3 separate regions of the Homo sapiens genome follow, and all the other regions are linked to region 2. Evidence: chromatin loops called from intact Hi-C (ENCODE). Cell type or tissue: Caco-2. All regions are shown on one strand. Region 1 has its middle 140 kb from the start of RBMX2. Region 2 has its middle 8.6 kb from the start of SLC25A14. Region 3 has its middle 8.1 kb from the start of GPR119.

Region 1 (5,000 bases), 210 kb after region 2:
ATGGTCTAGGACATTCTGTAGCCTGTGCAATCTTTTGGTTTGCAGGTATACCCATGCTTAAGTGTAGCATTCATAATCTCACCATCCTAGTCCGACAATCTTGAGAAGCTACAGTAACAGCCATTGAGGGCCAACAACGGGCCCTAGATTCATTGGCAGGGGTTGTCTTGCAGGATCAAGGTGCTTTGGATGTGCTTACCACTGAGGCAGGAGGCACTTGCACACTGTTAAATGAAACTTGTTGCTTTACATCAATACCTCAGGTAAAGTAGAAGAAAGTTTGGAAAAGATAAAAGAAAACATCAGGACAACAGAGGGCCTTCAAAAAGGAGTTCCTCAAGATTCCTCTTTTGCACAACTGTTTTAGAGATCCTACGGTTGGGTTGGGCCACGGGTTACCCCACTTCCCCTGCCTATAATAATGCTCATATTAGTTTGTTTATTTACAGCATGTATCGTTAATGTTATATATCTCATTTTGTGTCTTCTAGAATATAAAAATTTCAAACCAAAATGTTACTGCATCAAGGATGTCAGCCACTAAGAGAACTCTACAACACTCCTTTGGACACAGCAGGACAAAATTTTAGGCTGCAAATGCTGTTCAGCCGTGGTCCCACAGCCACCCTGCCCAATTTAATTCCCAACTCAGGGACTCAGGTCCTCATAACCTCCTGACAGACTAACAATCCTAGGTAGGGCCAACTCTATGCCCCTGGTCAGCAATAAGCAGTTGGAAGATGAGACCTTCACCCACACACCAAAGATTTGTCATTGTTGCTCTGTCACAGGGGGAATGTGGAATCCTGTTTAGGGAAAAAAAGTCAGGATGGCAGCACCAAGAGGAAGCAAAAAGAAAAAGCAGATAAGCTATATGTCTGCCTTTCTTCATACTCCAAGAGACACGGCCCTCCTGAGCAAATAACTCACAATCTTCCTGTGTCCAGCTATCACCAGACCCTCAGCTAATAGAAAAGTGCAGATTGGCTCACTGCAACCTTGGGGTTTTCAGTACTGCACAAAGCCCTCTTCAGCACACAGCACAAGCACCATGCTATAAAATCCCCAGCAAGCCTTCATCTCCTGGTAGTCAGCTCCTCTCTTGCTAACTTGCCCATTCATTGCACTCTTGCTATGTGTCTTCATCCTTTAATAAATCTGCTTTTCTTTACCTACAACCGTCTAGGTAAATTCTTCTTACCTGCGTACCACTGGCCCCAAATAGTCACTGCTCACCATGGCAAGTAGGGCCATGCTTCTTCTGAAACCTATGAGGGAGTCCTTCCTTGCCCGTTTCTAGCTTCTGGGGGTTTGTCAGCAATCCTTGGTATTCTTTGGCTTTCAACTGCGTAACTTCAATCTCTGCCTTAGTCATTGTGTGGAATTATTTTTACATGGCCCTGTGTGTCTCTGTTTTCATGTGGCCATCTTCTTATAAGGACACCATTTGAAACTGTGATATCTTCTGAGGTACTTGGGGTTAGGATTTCAACATATGTTTTTAGAAGACCCAGAACAAAGCCTAAACAAAGTGAGGAGGGTCTCCTTGTACGTGGGCAGCCCAGGATGAGAAATCAGAGCTGCAGCGGGGTTGGGAGAGGGCATCCACACATGTGGGTGGCGTGGTGCAGGTGTGTTATATCCTGGGCAATGTGAGCAAGGCATCTATGTAGGGGAAAGCCTGGGTAGGGGGGTCTGAGCCCAAGCAGGATGAGGAGAGCATCTGTGAAAAGTGCTCTGGGTTTTTGAGCCTGAACAGGGTGAGCAAGGTTGTGGTCTACATGGGGATGGGAAGTGGGGAGCCCCTATGGCTTATCAGAGCCTTAGTGGGGGTGAGGAAGGCATCCACGCAGGAAGGACAACCTAGCTTGGGGTGCTGGAGTCCACCTAATGGGAGGAGGGTGACTATGTGTGCGGATAGCCTGGTATGGGTTATTAGAGCTATCATAGGACGTTGTTGAAACAACTGGTAGAACTTAAGTGAAATCTGAAAACTCTGATGGATGAATTGTGGTTATGTAGGAAAATGTCCTAGCGCCCGTTAAATACTAAAGTATTTGAGGACTATGGGACATCAAATTGGCAACTAGAAAAAAAACTCTTTGAATTGTACCTGTAACTTTTCTGTAAGTTTTAAAATACAAAATTATTAAAAACTCTGAAGCAAATATGGCAAAATGGTATAATTCCAGAGGCCTGGGTTGTATGTCCACAGGTGCTTATTATGCTATCACTTCCAGTTTTCTATCTGATTGCAACATTACAAAATAAAAATACTTCAAAATTAAAGGTTACGCATGTTTATTATTAAAAAAAAAAGGTAAATCACTCATGAGTTTATTGCCCAAAGACACTATTAACGCTGGATATATTTTCTTTATGTCGAAAAAAGATAATTCTCAAGGTAAACAGATTTTGATGGTATAAGATTTTGAAGGGGGGATAATTTTCTTAAAGCTAAAATTAGATAGATCATTTTCCTTTTTTCACTTTTAGAGGAAATGTTAAAAATGCTCACGTTAGTCTTCTCGCCGCAGGCGCCTGTTCACGTGTAAGGCATTGCTGAAATCACTAGAGGGCGCGCTCCTGTCAAAGCCCATACAAAGTTCTGAGAATGCTGTAACATGTTTTGAAACCTTAAAATAAATTCAGCTGGGTGCGGCGGCTCACGCCTGTACTCAATCCCAGCATTTTGGGAGGCTGAGGCAGGAGGATCGCTTGAGCCCAGGAGTTCGAGATCAGCCAAGGCAACATAGCGAGACCCTGTCTCTATAAAAAATAAAAGAAATGAGCCAGGCTTGGTGGTACATGCCTGTGGTCCCAGCTGAGAGGCTGCAGTGAACTGTTATCATGCCACTGCACTCCAGTCTAGGTGACAGAGCGAGACCTTGTCTCAAAAAAAACTTCAAAAAAGCTTTCATCCATCTTTTAAAATATCAGCATTTTATCCAGGTCTTTTTTTTTTTAAATCTATCTTACATCGGCTTACTTTTAAAATCAGAAGATGTGGACTCTATTGTCTACATCATGACTGTTAAAATATTGGATTTTTCATTTATACCTAATTTTAAATTTTTGCCCTATGTAGTAGCATGAATCCTCTTGATGTTCCGTAGGTTCTTCCTACAATTTTCTCACACTTCTGCGAGGCAGAATTGTCACAATTACCCTGCCAGTGGTCCTGTCCTAGATATATCACCCTTTCTTTGGAGTTGTGAGACCTGTTTTTATTTTTATAAATTAGAAATAATCTGCTTCTTTCTAAGTTTGATGGTTTTCTTTTCTTCTTCTTCTTCTTTTTTTGACAGAGTCTCCCTCAGTCACCCAGGCTAGAGTGTAGTGGCATGGTCTCGGCTCACTGCCTCCTCCTCCCGAGTTCAAGCGATTCTCCCGCCTCAGCCTCCTGAGTAGCTGGCATTACAGGCACCCACCACCACGCCCAGCTAATTTTTGTATTTTTAGTAGACACAGGGTTTCACCATGTTGGCCAGGCTGGTCTTGAACTCCTGACCTCAGTGATCCGCCCACCTCGACCTTCCAAATTGCTGGGATTGTAGGCATAAGCCACTGTGCCCAGCCAAGTTTGATGGTTTTCTAAAAAAAAAAAAAAAAAGGTAATGGATAGTTTCCTTGCTTGAAAGCAAAATCAGTCCTCATATTGGGGTGTAGCGGGGGGAGTGTCAGGAGCTGGGTTTGTGTGAGAAGGTGTTTGGTGGTGGTAGTACTTGTTGGGGAACTTTGGCCATGAAGCAAGCCCATTGCCAGACCCAAGATTGTGCCACTGCCCTGTTGTTATGATGACTACATCGTTGGGATACAGAGAGTGTCAGAGGTGAAAGACACCTGAAAGAAAAATGTCATGTTCTATCTGTGTTTGGTGAAATCCTAGGGTTCCACAAATGTTTCATCTGAATTTCCCTAAGAAGTTCTTGAGCCCAAACTTGTACTACAGGAAAATGTGTCCATTCAAATGCCAGGCTAGTTTATTTTTTTAGTAGGCCTCAAAATACTTTTGGTGTTTTGGTACTCAGTTTTAAACTTCTTTTAAATTTTATCGATTAATAATAATAATAGCTGATACCTATTGAGTGCTAACTATGTGGCAAGCACCTTGCATGCTCCATCTGATTTAATAGTGTGGTTCACAACGTTATTTTCCCATTTTATAGATGAGGGAACTGAGGCCCAGAAATCGTAAGTGATTTGATCACTTAATTTAGACCTATTGGACTCCAAGTCTTGTTTGCTTAGCCATTAAACACTTTGGCCTTCTCATATAGATAGTTCACAACACTGTGCTTCCCCCAACCCCTCAATTCGGACCTGTGGGCTTCTTTGTATGTGAAGTTGCATAATCAAGTAAGCTGGTCACCCTCAAAGCTAGGCAAGCCTCAGAGACTTTGCACTTGTCACAACAGAGAACACAGTGCAAAGACCTGATGGAAGCATGTCTGGAGGAGCAGAAAAGTAGGCCAATGTCACTGAAGTAGAGTGAGTGAGGGGGAGAGTAATAGAAGAATGGACTGGATTAGGAACAGAGGACCAGCTTTTATAGGGACTTACAGGTCTTTGTAAGGCTTTTACTCGGAATGAAATGTGGAGCCATTGCAGGGTTTTGAACAGATGAGAGACATGAGCTGACTTAGAGGTTTAACAGGATCATTCCAGCTGCTGTGTTGAAACTAGACAGTGGGTGGTCAAGGGTAGAAACAAGGAAACAAGTTGGGAGGTATATTATTTTCCCTTAGGAAACCCTAACAAAGTACCACAAACTAGGTGGCTTAAAATAACAGAAGCTGATTGTCTCAAAAATCTGGAAGCTAGAAATCTGAAACCAAGGTGTCATTGGGGCCATGGTTTCTCTGCGACTGCGTGGAATCCCTCTTTGCCTCTTCCTAGCTTCTGTCAGTGGCCATTGATCCTTGCCATTCCTTGGCTTTCGGCTGCAGCACTCCAATCTCTGCTTCTGTCATTGTATGGCTTTTTCCATGTGTGTCTCT
Region 2 (5,000 bases):
CACCTGACAATATATCGTTAACCTGAATATTTAATTATTTTTTACCTGCTCCTCCTCCAACTCCCAATGAGACTGTCTGCACCATGGGGGCAGGGACTGTTTCTGGTTCGCTGGGAGGTCCTGAAGCCTAGCACCATGCCTGGCACAAAGCTGGGGCTCAGTAAGAGCCTAATGAATGAATGAATTAGATATAGATAGACAGTAGGTGGAGGGGAAGAAGGAGGGTATTTGGAACACAGTAAGATATTTTATTTTCAGCTCTAGGCTATAGAGGAAATGCTCAACTAAATTCTTAACTTTTCTCTCAGGACTTAAGTTTCAAATGTTATATTTAATACCATAAAATTTATTTTATAAAGATGATTTGGTTTCCTCTTAGAGGCTAACCTTGTCTAATAAGTTTTTTCTTTCTTTCTTTTTCCCTGATGACAAGTCACACATTTATAGAAGAAAATTTAAATGATGCAGAAAGGAATAAAGTAGAAAGTGAAAAGTCTACTAGACTGGAGGTTAGGGATAGCTGTGTCAGCAGGGCTTATCAAAATGTCCCTGTGGATAAAATGGCCACATCAAACGGTCCTGCTCTGCTGTTTATGTTCTTTGCCTATTTTTAAAGGAAAATATCTTTGAGTGTTTGTACACTTAGAATCCAAAGTCCTTAGCATGATACACAGAGCCCCATCTGATCTCCCCACCCCTGGTACCTCCCTGATCTCATCTCTCACTGCCCTCCCCTCCCCTTTAATGTACTGTGAGCTTTACAAGTTTCTTTTTAAAAAAAACTTACAAGTTTCTTTTAACTTGTAAAGCTCACTGTATATTAAAGACAATAGCCTTTTGTCCATCAAATATGTAATCTTTTTTTTTTTTTTTTTTTTTTGAGACAGAGTCTTGCTCTGTCGCCCAGGCTGGAGTGCAGTGGTGTGATCTCAGCTCACTGGAACCTCCGCCTCCCGGGTTCAAGTGATTCTCCTTCCCTTCCTCCCGAGTAGCTGGGATTACAGGTGTGTGCCACCATGCACAGCTAATTTTTGTATTTTTAGTAGAGACGGGGTTTTGCCATGTTGGCCAGACTGGTCTCGAACTCCTGACCTCAGTTGATCTGCCTGCCTCAGCCTCCCAAAGTGCTAGGATTACAGGCGTGAGCCACCGTGCCCTGCCTTTTTTTTTTTCCTCCAATTTATTGCTTTTCGTCTAACTTGGTGGTGTTTTCTGCTGTTCAGAAGTGATTTTTCATTGAGTGGTCAGTTTTATTAATCCTTTGCTTTTACTGTCTCTACCTTTTGTAGTGTGCTTAGAAAGGTCTTGCTCACCCCAGGGTTATAATAATACTGTTCACCTACATCTTCTTCTGGTACTTGTCATGGTTTGATTTTATTCTGTCATGTTTAAATTTTAAGGCACGCCCCTTTTTGGTGATAATAGACAGGTATTGAGTGCTTATGATGTGTCAGGCTCTGTTCCAGGTGCCTTATGTGAATCAGCTCATTTGAATGCTCAGTAAGTCCAGAGATAGGTCTGGTAGATCCTTGTTTTCACAGGTGAGGAAACTTGAAGACAGGGTGATTGGATACTTATGCAAGACCACACAGCTGGCGAAACCTGTTCTGTCAAATGCTAAAGGCTACATAGGGTTGTTGTAAGGATTAGAGTTGTTGTACGTAAAGTCTCTGGAATATAGTAGGCAGTCTATAGATGGTAGGTTTTATTAATTATTATTACATAGCTCCCATAAGCATAATTTCTGACGGCTGCATATTATTTGGAAAATTGTGTATTTCAAAGTAAGTACATTTCTAAAATATTATTCCTTTAAAAGCATGTTTAGAATTCCATGGGAACAAACAAAACTTTTATTTGAAGAAACAATTGTCATAAAAAGAAATCCCAGAAAGATTGCATTAACGTGTGTTTCACTGGGCAATGGGATTTTGTGTGTGTGTGTGTGTGTGTGTTGTGTGTGTTTAAATCTTTGTTGGCAGAGCAGAGCGGCTGGCCGCTAGAGGTCTCTGATGCCCGAGGAGCTGTCAGTGGCGTGCTGGAGAGAGCAAGGGATCACTAACACCTGAGACGGACTACAGACCAGCACGTGCCAGAGGTGGAAGTCCAAGTTAAACGCAAAAGGACCACCTCCTGAGAACCAAGAATGTCAGTTATACCCGAGGCTTCTCAGCAGCAGCAAGCACCTGTGGTGAATTTCCAGGCTGAACTGAGACAAGCATTCTTAACTGAGACATCAAGAAGTGGTTAAAGCCGTATTGGAACAGCAAGGAATCTGATTCCAAGGAAAAACCAGTCAATGTAATAAAGATGTAATCTGTAATTTTTCAATGTGATGTAGATTCATTTAGTCTGTCTTTTTATGTTTGCTGCTTTCATTTTTTAGGAAAAGGCTATTACAAGGTTGATTTTGATTTATTACTTTTTTTTTTTCCTTTGGGATTTTTCTTTTTTTCGACTTTAAGATTAGAATGCTCTCATTTCTGAGGGTTTACTATTTACTTTTTATAAAATAAGAGCAGAGAGGAAGGCGGTTTATTGATAAATTCTCTTCTAGCTTTTCTTTATGTCTTTTTGCAATATTACCCCTCAACTTGAATTAATTAGGCCAATTTATGCCACCATTTTGAGTTTAAATCCAAGGAGACAAACAGGAAATTTCTGAGAAATTCTCCTTTGTTGAATCATTTATACCCAACATTTTCAGTTTTTTTTGTTTGTTTGTTTGTTTTTTGTTTTTTTTGTTTTGAGACAGGGTCTCACTCAGTCACCCAGGCTGGAGTACAGTGGCTTGATCTCGACTCACCTCAGCCTCCGCCTCCTGGGTTCAAGTGATTCTCCTGCCTCAGCCTCCCAAGTAGCTGGGATTACAGGTGCATGCCACCATGCCTAGCTAATTTTTGTACTTTTAGTAGATATGGAGTTTTGTCATGTTGCCGAGGCTGGTATTGAACTCCTGACCTCAGGTGATCTGCCTGCCTTGGCCTCCCAAAGTGCTGGGATTACAGGCGTGATCCACTGCACCTGGCCAGTATCCAACATTTTCTAGTAATTGCATGGGCTTGGTTGCAAGCAGATGGTGGAATCTGATCATTGTCCCAAGCTCTTCCCCAAGAGTAAGACAATTTTTCATTGAATAGGTGGGTACGTTTGATTTTTTTTAACCTAGAAATTCTTTAGCTTATCAGTTCAGTTCACACATTCTTGTAAATTTCTAAGTATAATATTTAAATCATACATTATGGTCTGCAAGTAGGACCATTTAATTTTCTGATATTTAATTATATCCTATTTTATTCTAGTCTCAACTGCTAGTTCTACCTAAACAATACTAGTTTAGGATTTCTTTAGAGCAGCGGTTGGTAACATATCTGGCCTGAAATTTTATTGGAACACAACCATGTTCACTTATTACATGTGATCTGTGGTTGCATTGGTGCTACAGTGGCAACTTTGAGTAGTTGTGACTGATCGAATGACAGGTACAGCCTAGAATATTTAATGTCTTGCCATTTAAAAGAAAAAAATGGCTGAACTTTGTTTTAGAGTAGCAGATTTAAAGAAGAAAACACCAGTGAGGCTACCGATAACGTTATAGAAGGTGATGAATAAAGGATTATAGACGTTTATATGAAGTATACATTACAGGGTAGAGAATCAGATGAATTTTTTGGGTAAGGGATGACTCGAAGAATCATGTTAAAACTTGCTATATAGGTAGATGGGTAGTTTTTAAAGACATTTAAACAATTGGTACCCTTTTTCATTATGAAAATATAAGGCACATGATAGCCAGGAAAAATAGATAAATAAACCATTATGTTATGAATATCAGTTCAATTTTTGTTTGGTACCTAAAAATTTACTAGGATATGCATCAAATTGGATACTTACCCAATTGAGATGCAAGGTGTAAATATTAGTAATATTAGCATGACTTTTAAATGTTTTGTTACATTGTTTTCTAAAAGCATCACTAGAAATATGGATTGCCACTAAAAATTAATAGACCATTAGTTTCTTAGGACCATTCTTTTTATTCTGTTTTTTTTTTGTTAAATAAATATTTCCAATAAAGGAAAAAAGTTGTCTATATTTCAGTTTTCATAAAACAGAATGTTTAAACATTTTTTCTGATCAGAAAAGTAGCCACAAAAACTGCTATATTTTTAAAAGGCTGTGATGAAACAATGCTGCCACTCTGGAAAACAGTTTGGCAGTTCTTTAAACAGTTGAACATAGAATTACCATATGATCCAGCAATTGCTCTCCTAGGTATATACCCCTAAAAATCGAAAGCAAAGACTCAAACAGATTCTTGTACACCAGTGTTCATAACATGTATAGTAGCCAAAATGTGGAAACAACCCAAATATTATCTATAGAAAGAGTAGATAAACAAAACGTGCTCTGTACATATAATGGAATATGACTCAGCCTTAATAAGGAGATTCTGATACAGGGCACAACGTAGATGAACCTTGAAAACATTATGTTAATCGAAATAGGCCAGACACGAACGGACAAATGTTGTATGATTTCACTTAAATGAGGTACCAAGAATAGGCAAATTCATAGAGAAAGTAGAATAGTAGTGACCAAGGGCTGGGAGAGGGGAGAGGGGAAGTGATTAATAGGCTTCTGTTTGGGAAAATGAAACATTTCTGGAAATAGATAATGGTGATGGTTGCACAACATTGGGAATGTACTTAATGCCATAGAATTGTATGCTTAAAAATGGTTAAAATGGTAAATTTTATGTAATGTCCTTTTTTTTTTTTTTTTTGAGACAGGGTCTCACTCTGTTGCCCAGATTGGAGTGCAGTGGCACGATCTCAGATCACTGCAACCTCCGCCTCCCAGGTTCGAGTGATTCTCCTGCCTCAGCCTTCTGAGTAGCTGCAACTACAGACATGCACCACCATTCCTGGCTAATTTTGTAGTTTTAGTAAAGATGGGGTTTCACCATGTTGGTCAGGCTGGTCTTGAACTCCTGACCT
Region 3 (5,000 bases), 62 kb after region 2:
GCACACCCATGCAAATATATATAGTCACATATCTCTTAATGATAGAGATACGTTCTAAGAAATGCATCATTAGGCAATTTCGTCATTGTGTGAACATCACAGTGTACTTACACAAACCTAGATGGTATAGCCTACTGTACATCTGGGGTATATGGTATGGCCTATTGCTCCTAGGCTACAAACCTATAGCTTGTTACTGTACTGGATACTGTAATTATTACACAATGGTAACAATTGTGTATCTAAATATTTGTGTATCTAAATATATCTAAACACAGAAAGTATTTGTGTATCTAAATATATCTAAACACAGAAAAGGTACAGTAAGAATACAGTATTATAATCTTATGGGACCACCATCATATACGTGGTCCATTGTTGACTGAAACATCATTATGTGCCACAGAACTGTATATATTTATATATACACATACATATATACACTATTTTATGTATGTAATATATGTTATATACAAAATACACAGATACATATGTACACTATATAGTATACACATTATATATATTAAAATAACACATACATACATACATGAAAGAGAAAGAGAGAGAGAGAGAGAGACAGAGACAGAGACAGAGAGGATGTGTGTTTCCTTTTATTTATATTGCTGTTACTAGCCTGAGCTACAACTGTAAAGAGAGGGGTATATGTGGATTGAAAGAAATGTAGGACATGACAGGGTGGGAGAATCAGTATTTGAGGCTCTTCTTGGAGTGGGAGGCGCTTTGAGGAAATAGCCCTATCCTTCTGGGGCATCTGAGTCTTCTTGCAGCAATGGATGACACCAGCTAACATTTATGGGGCCTTTAAGTGCCAGGTACTGTGCTAAATATACAACATGGAGTTTCATTTAACCTTCACGACAATTCTGTAAGGTAGGTACTATTCATGCCTTGATTTTACAGGTTAGGAAATCAAGGCACACAGAGAGGGTGACTTATTTCCAAAGGGCTACACCACTTATAAGTGGAAGATGTTGGAAATCGACATACAGGCCAGCAGCTTGTGTGAGACCTGTGGACAGCCACCAAGAGTTCATCCCATCTCATGTCAACCACAGAGATTACATCTTGTCCCCTTTTGTTACCAGTTTGTGTCTCTGTGCCTTTGCACATCCTATCACACTGGCCTTCAAGCTGACACTTTTATACTCTGGGTTTTTTTAAGGTCGTTAGGCTGAGAAGTAGTAGAAGCCTTTCTTTTTAAATAAAGTCCAATGATCATGGAAAATGAGGCTCATTTTACCCTGAGCCCAAGGAAATGTATAAATCTGGACTCATGTGTACCTCTCCATTTATCTTATCACTCCTGCTTTCCATTCCTGCTATTGCCTCTTTCATTCAGTACTTTATTATCTTTCATCTGCACTATTACTGTAGCCTTCTAACTACTCATCCTGTCACCCCACACAAACATTGCCTACACAGCAGGTTTATGGAGTGCCTATTCTATGTTAGTTACTATGATAGGAAAGAGCTTTTCATACATTCAATAACATGTTGTGAGCTATGGGTTATTATCTCATCTCCATTTCATAAGTAAAGAAGCTGAGGCTTGGAGAGATAAAGGGACCTGCCCAAGGTTACCCAACTAGAAAGGGGTGGCAGAGCTGGGATTTGGAATCCAGTTCTCCTTACGCCTGGTCCAATGGTCTTTTTGGTATTCCATGTTGCAGAAGCCTGGGTGTGGTAGGCTGAATAATGCCCCCTGCATAGATGTCCATATCCTAATCCCTGGAGCCTATGAATATATGACCTTACTTGGCAAAAGCTAGTTTGCAGATGTGATTAAGTTGAGGATCTTGAGATGGAGAGATTATCCTGGATTTTTCCTGTGAACCCAGTGATATCATCCCTGTGAGCCCAGTGTTATAAGGGCCCTTAAAACAGGGAGTCAGGAGATCAGAGTGGGCAGTTTTGGAGATGTGATGACAGATGCCAGTGGTTGGAGTGATGCAAGGAAGGGATCACATGCCAAGGATTCAAGAGGCCTCTGGAAGTCAGAAAAGGCAAGGCAAGGAATCCTGTCCTAGAGCCTCCAGAAGGAATCAGCCCTGCCAACACTCTGACTTTAGCCCAGTGAAACTGATTTCAGACTTCTGACCTCGAGAACTGGAAGATAATAGATTTGTGTTGTTTTAAGCCACAAAGTTTGGGGTAATTTGTTACAGCGGCAATAGGAAATTAATACATTGGTTTCAAGGGTTAGTATGTGGAGACAATTCAAAAACTAGGTCCTGGTTATATCGCTGCTTGGCGGTGGTTACTGCCCAAGAGGCATTTGGTTGCAATACTACAAGTGTTCCTACATAGCCAGGAAACAGCAGCATTGTTGGCCTGAGATGCCAAAATGCCAGTGGCCAGGAAGCCCAGCAGAGGGCACACTCTGCAGGGAGAAAGTAATCCTTGGAAAGGCTCTGCTCCTGTTTAGCTGGATAAATAGGACACTTTTTGCACTTCTGGGTTGCTCTGAATTTGTTGCATCTTAGCTGGGATTCATGCAAGCCAGAGTAGCTCTTCAGGGACCTAGCATGGTCCCTGAAGACATTTTCATTTGTCACTCAGGACTCAGAACCTTCTTGCTCCATTAAAAAAAGGATTTATATAGTTACAACTAGTAGGCTGAAATCCTTCCGTCCCCTGCAGAATAGAGTTGAGTAAAAACACACATACCTTTTTGGCCGATGTCCATGGCTTGTGGAATGGGGTGGGGTGAGGGGAGAAAATATATATTCAATTAATGTTTCTAGCTTTTTTCATTGCAAATCTTTCTTGAAGTGTATTCTTCAAGAAAGACACCAGTCAGGGGGTCATGCTAGGCTGAGTTTTATATAGCAGCCCTCCAACTCTCAGAAAGCGATTTCCACCTTTTTCCTAAGGAAGAACTGGTTTCGTTCACTAGGGGGTAAGATTTGTGGGTTGCAGAAGGGGTCAGGGGGTTTGTAACAATGGCTGGGAGTATTTGGAATGTGAAAAGAATATAATATTATTATAAATATTAGTAATATTCACCTCTTATCACAATCCTTGCAAGATCTCTAAGAGGTGATATTATCACCATTTCATAACTTGGGAAGGCTACCACAAAAAAGTTAATTGAAGCTAATTAAATTGCCCAAGTTTCTATACCTAGCAAGTGGTAGAACTGGGATTTGAACTCAGGTCTGCCAAGCTCTATGTGTCCCACCTGTTCTCTCCAGAATGTAAGTTGCTGACCAGAGATGGAATGCAAGCTGTGTGGCATCATCCTATAGCCTTGAAAACCTGCATCCACCCTCAAGAAGGATGCCACCTCCTGCCATTCCAGGGTAGAATGCTGCCAGCCTTCATGCAACATCATTGTGATTTGAGCCAAGACAGACCCATCCTGTGCTTCTTCTCTAGAAGCTTAGCATTGTCTGTCAGCTTGTCCCCGAGCACTCATGTGCTCTGGTCTTTACATTGTCATGTCTCAGTGATCTGGCTTCTTTGAGCTGTGGCCCACTCATTCCTTTCCCTAATTTGTAGACCATCTCCTATACCCTGGATCAGTGTTTCATCTAGCACTCCCGGTAACTGGCTTCTTCACCTCAGGCAACAGAGCACCCCAGGAAAACTCTGGCTCAGAACAGTGAAAATGAATAAGAGGAGGGTAAAAGCTGCCCGTGCAAGGAATCTTTTGGAGAACAGGGAGTGGGCACTAGTCATTGGCTTGGGAGGACTGACCTACCTAGGTGAAATTGTGATGACCATTTGGGAACTCTTGCTCTAGGTAGGTACCTGTTATCCCTGAAAAATACTTTTACATTCAGCTCCAGTTAGATCTGCCCAGTGCTACTTCTCCTCCCACCGGGTCTGATTGTCCCATTTGGTTCAGTCCAGCCAGCATGCCCTTTAGGCCCGCATGCCAATGGGAACTTCACATTATGAATTTAGAGTAAATGTGATTTGTGATTACAGGTGGGTTCTACCAGAACTAGAGTCATATGCTCCTCCAGCACTTTTTTTCTCTACTTTCTCCCTTTCTTCCCTGGAACTAGATTCTGCTTTTTAATCAGCTCATCAAGAATCTTGGCAGCTTCTGAAAGTTGTGCTGCTTGAGGTATGGAAAATCGCTGCATTGGCTTAGGCAGTGGAGGAAAGGTGAACAATAACAGGCAGGTGGTAAAAGACATCTGTTGTGCGTCTTTTAGAAGTCATACTCACCCCTGGAGGCAACTTGGCCTCCTCCTCCTCAAGAGTTTGGGATTCTTTTTCCAATCCCTCAAGAGTCTACGTAAGCATCAGATTGCTGGGAGCAAGCAGCTGTGCTGAGCCACGGGGGAGCTCAGGGCAGCGCAACTGTGCTTTCAATTTATCTATCTCTGACTCACATAACTCACGAGAATTCTACTACAACACCTGCTTGCTAAGCTTTGCAAACTGCTCTCAGTTATCTGACGGTAATTCATAGGTAATCATTAGATGCTCTAAATCAACTGTCCTTAGCTATTGTTTTTGAACTATGGAACTATTTTAGAATCTTATGGGAGCTATGGATTTTCTAAAAAATGCACATGTTCACATGTAAACACATCGTACACACAAATTCAGGGTCCTCACAGACTCCCTAAAGATCATGCATGTATCTTAAGTCAATATCCCTGAAGAGTTGATAAGATCTTCTGTTAATACAATGCATCATTTCTTATTTTCTTATTCCTAGGCAACCTACAATTAAGGAACAGACTTTATAAACACATACACTTAATCTGCTTTCTTAACACAAGGAAAGTATGGCCCACATCCATTCTTTTAGACTTGTGTTTTGCTTCCATCCGACACTTAAGTCTTCAGCATGGGAGAAGGTAAGTACACGATGGCATGCTGTTTAGATTTATGGGTCCTCTCAAATCAGTTTTCCTGATGGTGATGTTGTTTTGGATCAATTGAAATAAGTGGGTGAAAACATTGAAAAATTAAAGGTGCTTCTACCAAGAGAACTTTTCTGCAGTGTTTGATAATAA

What was found. Hi-C counts contacts between places; a loop is a spot of excess contacts. Peaks named below come from ENCODE experiments on the same cell type or tissue, not always from the same donor. Only the 100,000 strongest peaks of a DNase experiment are listed, where the experiment ranks them.
Region 1: a loop joins it to region 2, with 3 times the contacts of the local background. A loop is called at or near these places in 6 of 110 quality-filtered maps.
Region 3: it touches region 2 in a loop (4-fold over the local background); 14 of 110 quality-filtered maps call a loop at or near these places.

What each region holds. Positions count from the first base shown.
Region 1 is chrX:130,537,321-130,542,320 of GRCh38, forward strand. No RefSeq gene overlaps it. Among named protein-coding and RNA genes, the nearest start is that of RBMX2, 140 kb to the left of the region's middle. In Caco-2, a CTCF peak has its summit at 2,604 (motif pointing right); no DNase peak of the experiment used is centred here.
Region 2 is chrX:130,328,819-130,333,818 of GRCh38, forward strand. It overlaps the pseudogene LOC112268303. Among named protein-coding and RNA genes, the nearest start is that of SLC25A14, 8.6 kb to the right of the region's middle. In Caco-2, no CTCF peak of the experiment used is centred here; a DNase peak (open chromatin) is centred at 2,033.
Region 3 is chrX:130,391,271-130,396,270 of GRCh38, forward strand. No RefSeq gene overlaps it. Among named protein-coding and RNA genes, the nearest start is that of GPR119, 8.1 kb to the left of the region's middle. In Caco-2, a CTCF peak has its summit at 2,390 (motif pointing right); no DNase peak of the experiment used is centred here.